Regions from separate parts of the Homo sapiens genome. Here region 2 is linked to region 1. Evidence: read pairs that join two places in POLR2A ChIA-PET (ENCODE). Cell type or tissue: B cell. All regions are shown on one strand.

Region 1 (2,500 bases):
ATTGCACTCCAGCCTGGCCGACCAGCGAAACTCCATCTCAAAAAAAAAAAAAAGAAAGAAAGGAAAAACTGGCATTTTCAGCTGGGCACGGTGGCTCCTGCCTGTAATCCCAGCACTTTGGGAAGCTGAGGTGGATGGATCACTTGAAGTCAGGAGTTCAAGACCAGCCTGACCAACATGGTGAAACCCCGTCTCTACTAAAAATACAAAAATCAGCCGGGCATGGTGGCACATGCCTGTAATCCCAGCTACTCGGGAGGCTGAGGCAGGAGAATCGCTTGAACCCAGGAGGTGGAGGTTGCAGTGAGCTGAGATGGTGCCACTGCACTCCAGCCTGGGCAAGAAGAGCGAAACTCCGTCTCAAAAAAAAAAAAAAAAAGAAAGAAAGAAAAACTGGCATTTTCTTTTTCTTTCTTTTTTTTTTTTTTAAAGACAGGGTCCCACTCTGTCACCCAGGGTGGAATGCAGTGTTGTGATCACTGCTCACTGCAGCTTTGACATCCCAGGCTAAATCAATCCTCCCACCCTGCCTCCTAGAGTAGCTGGAACTGCAGGCGTGCACCAGTGTGCCTGGCTATTTATTTATTTAGAGACAGAGTCTGGCTCTGTTACCCAGGCTGGAGTACAGTGGTGCAATCTCAGCTCACCAAAACCTCCAGTGGGTTCAAGCGATTCTCCTGCCTCAGCTTCCCGAGTAGCTGGGACTACAGGCGTCGCCACCATGCCCAGCTAATATTTTTAGTAGAGTCGGGATTTCACCATGTTGGTCATGCTGGTCTCAAACTCCTGACCTCAGGTGATCCACCCGCCTCAGCCTCCCAAAGTGCTGGGATTACAGGCATGTGCCACTGCGCCGAGCTAATTTTGTATTTTCAGTAGAGACGGGGTCTTACTATGTTGGCCAGGCTGGTCTGAAACTCCTGGCCTCAAGTGATCCTCCTACCTCAGCCCCCCAAATAGCTGGGACTACGAGTGTGAGCCACCACGAGTGGTCCTATCTTGTTGCCATGGGTGACAAGGGTTTCCTGAAAAGCTGAGACCTTTTGTCACACATCTGGCCCAGGAGTCGGCACAGTTGAAGGCAGATCCAAGGGAAGGCAGAACAGTTGCAGGCCTGGGCTCTGCCTGTGGCCGTGACTGGAGAGCGAGCTAAGAAAATGACTTAAGTTTCACTTCTGCCAAATCTTGCATGGGAATCTCTTGTGGCTCACCCTAACCAGAAACACGCAGGAGGGAGTTCTGGGAAACGTCACACCACCCAGCAACATGGTGAAGGCTCTGTCTATCTGGCAAAGAGCAAAAAAGGTGAAGGCTCCAAACGCCAGTGACTGCATGGGGACCCAGGCTCTGTTGTAGGTTGGTGGCGGCGTCAACTGGTACAACTCTAGATAGAAAATGCTTGTGCCATTTAACCAGCCAATCTACTTCTGTGAATTTCTCCTCCAGGTTAATCTGAACTTATTTACACAGTACAAGTGTTTAAAGAAGCAAAAGGCTGAGCACAGCTTCAATGTCCCCTAGCCAGCAGCTAGTTCCCTGAATTGTTTAGATTTTTTTTCACCTTGCACACACACTTTATTTTCCACACTAATGAAAAAGGTAAGACCATATTTTTATACCTATGCCTCTGGTGTATTGTTACAGGGACTGTCGACCTAAAGAAAGACACTGGCTGGGTGCAGTGGCTCATGCCAGTAATCCCAGCACTTTGGGAGGCTGAGGTGGGCGGATCACCTGAGGTCAGGAGTTCAAGACCAGCATGACCAATATGATGAAATCCCATCTCTACTAAAAATACAAAAATTAGCCAGGCGTGGTGGCACGCTCCTGTAATCCCAGCTACTTGGAAGGCCCAGGCTGGAGTGCAGTGGCGCGATCTCGGCTCATTTCAAGGTCTGCCTCCTGGGTTCACGCTGTTCTCCTGCCTCAGCCTCCCGAGTAGCTGGGACTACAGGCACCCACCACCACGCCTGGCTAATTTTTTGTATTTTTAGTAGAGACGGGGTTTCACCGTGTTAGCCAGGATGGTCTCGATCTCCCGACCTCGTGATCCACCCGCCTCGGCCTCCCAAAGTGCTGGGATTACAGGTGTGAGCCACCGCGCCCGGCCCAGAATTTTTAAAGATAATTTGGCGGGTAGGAGCTTGGGAAGTGGGGAGTGCTGATTGGTCAGGTTGGAGGTGGAATCACAGGGGGTTGAAGTGAGTTTTTCTTTTTCTTTTTTTTTTCGAGATGGAGTTTCACTCTTGTTGCCCAGGCTGGAGTGCAATGGCGCAATCTCGGCTTACTGCAACCTCCACATCCCGGGTTCAAGCGTTCTTCTGCCTCAGCCTCCTAAGTAGCTGGGATTACAGGCATGCACCACCACATCTGGCTAATTTTTGTATTTTTAGTAGAGACAAGGTTTCTCCATGTTGGTCAGGCTGGTCTCGAACTCCTGACCTCAGGTGATCCGCCTGCCTCAGCCTCCCAAAGTGCTGGGATTACAGGCGTGAGCCAC
Region 2 (2,500 bases), 310 kb after region 1:
CCTGGCCATTCCAGTTAGCTGTGTGACCCTGGACAAGCCACCGGCTTTTACTCAGTCTCTCATATGTACAACAGGGGTAATAAAAGTACTAATTTCATGGGGTCCTTTCCAGGATTAAAGGAGCTAACACTTGGAAGATACTCAGAATGGTCCTGATACATAGAAAGCCCTCCATAGATGTTATCCCTGAACATTGTTGTCACTGGGAGACTGTTTTGCAAGGTAAGGACCACCGCCATCCTCACAACCCTGGGCACAGCCTGAGGACAAGGACTGAGGCGGAAGCCTCTGGATGTAGTGGACCCTAGGTGGATATGTGTAAACTGAAGGGAAAAATGATTCAGCTGAGGCACAGAGTGATCTGGGTCCCAACAAGAGGGAACCAGAGACTCAGAGGGTCCAAGAAAGGAGAGGATGAGAACAAATACAAGAGAATGGACAACAGCCCTTTGGAGGCTGTGCAAGCCCAGATCCTTGTGAGCGCCGCCTGGATCCCGGCAGCCAGGCAGCCAACTTGAGCCTGCCAGATGGGCGGGGCCCTGTCCCCTGGCCCTGGGAAGCTGGGACATGTAGGTCCTGGTAATTAGCAAATGAGGGAGGGATTCGGGCTAGGAGAGGGGCTTGACCACATGCTCTGGGAGGTGGGGAGAGGCCACACTGGGTCTGGGGTCTGGGGAGGTGGGCTGGAGCTGGGGAGCATGGCTGTGACTCCTCTCCAGCTACATGGGCTAGACATCAATGCTCACACCTGGAACGCAGTCTCAGCAGAGGCAGGTCAGCTCCCACCCTGGACCACCCCCTAGAAACCCAGTCTGGCTCTCTCACCCCTCTCTGCACTGCCCTTCCTTGTCTTCAAGGTCCTGTCCTGAGACCCTGTCTCCTCTCCCTAACTGAGGGGCTCCCTGCGTAACAAGGGACTTGCAACCCCCACCCCGCCCTCCCAGAGTGGCCAGAGCCAATTCCGGCTGGGTGGGTGGTGAGTGAGAGGGCAGGGCTCAGGCTGGGGACCGGGGCACCATGTGTGTCCGAGGCAGGCCGGGACCTGGGTGTCACCTGATGCCTGCTCTGCTCGTGGCACGTACCCCAGGATCTCAGGGGTGCTTGTCAATGGATTCTTACTCATGACTCCACGTTGGAGGTCTGCAGCCAGGGCGGCCAGGGAAGCCATTTGGAGCACAAAGGTAAGCTGGGGAGCAGGTCAACAGAGGCAGGATCAGGGTGGATGGACACAGAGGGGCAGAGTGACCACACACAGGGCTCCTGGGAGGGCTGCCCCTGCCTCCTGAAGACTCCACAGTGACTGGACACGGTAGCTTCATTCCCATCCTGCAACGCTGCTGCCTCCCAGTGGCTCCAGCTTTTTTTTTTTTTTTTTTCTTTTTTTGGTAGAAACAAGGCCTCGCTCTGTGGCCCAGGCTGGAGTGCACTGGTGCAATCATAGCTCACTGTAATCTCCAACTCTTGGGCTCCAGAGATCCTCCCACCTCAGCCTCCCAAGTAGCTGGGACTACAGGCACATGCCACCAAGGCTCTAGCTTTTAAAAGGCCCCCAGCTGAGCCTATCCTTAGGAAGCCAGCTCAGAGTCACCTTCTCCCTGAGACCTCTACTGACACCCTGACCCAGAGATTTCTCTCTCCCCAGAGAACCCACAGCCCCACCACTTCTCTTTAACAGTCACTGTTTCCTGACAAAAGCCAAATTCTTTCTTATACAACAATAGTCCACTGATTTTCTTTATTTAGGCACCAAAGTAAAATAATGAAGAAAAAATGGCTTTTTTTAAAGCAAATGGTACTGGTACGACCAGATAGCCATTTCAAAAAAAAAGAAAGAAAAGAAAAAAGGGCCAGTCATGGTGACTCATTCCTGTAATCCCAGCACTTTGGCAAACGAACGGCTTGAGTCCATGAGTTCAGGAACAGTCTGAACAACATGGCAAAAGCCTGTCTCTACAAAAAAACAAAGAAAAACAATAAAACAAAACAAAACAAAAATTAGCCAGGCTAGCCGGGCGCGGTGGCGGGCGCCTGCAGTCCCAGCTACTCGGGAGGCTGAGGCAAGAGAATGGCGTGAACCCGGGAGGCAGAGGTTGCAGTGAGCCGAGATAGTGCCACTGCAGTCCTGCCTGGGCGAAAGAGCAAGACTCCATCTCAAAAAAAAAAAAAAAAAAATTAGCCAGGCATGGTGGCACGCATCTGTAGTCCCAGCTACTTAGGAGGCTGAGGTGGGAGGATTGCTTGAGTCTGGAAGGTAGAGGTTGCAGTGAGCTGAGATCACGTCACTTGCACTCCAGTCTAGGCAACACACAGTGAGACCCTGTTCCCCCCACCCACCCAAAAAAAAGGAACCTCAGCCCCTCACACCATACCCAAAAATTAACTTGAAATTCATCATCAGCAACATAAGTGTAAAAGCTAAAACTATCCAACATTTGGAAGAAAATCTTTGCAACATTGGGATAGGCAAAGATATCTTATGGCACAAAAAGCATGAATCACA

What was found. Peaks named below come from ENCODE experiments on the same cell type or tissue, not always from the same donor. Only the 100,000 strongest peaks of a DNase experiment are listed, where the experiment ranks them.
Region 2: POLR2A ChIA-PET joins it to region 1 with 14 read pairs; 4 of 35 experiments call an interaction of 5 or more read pairs at or near these places.

What each region holds. Positions count from the first base shown.
Region 1 is chr22:24,196,944-24,199,443 of GRCh38, reverse strand. No RefSeq gene overlaps it. Among named protein-coding and RNA genes, the nearest start is that of SUSD2, 17 kb to the right of the region's middle. RefSeq lists enhancers at 1,085-1,204, 1,335-1,384. In B cell, no CTCF peak of the experiment used is centred here; a DNase peak (open chromatin) is centred at 1,213.
Region 2 is chr22:23,887,854-23,890,353 of GRCh38, reverse strand. No RefSeq gene overlaps it. Among named protein-coding and RNA genes, the nearest start is that of MIF, 5.3 kb to the left of the region's middle. RefSeq lists an enhancer at 1,698-1,992. In B cell, no CTCF peak of the experiment used is centred here; no DNase peak of the experiment used is centred here.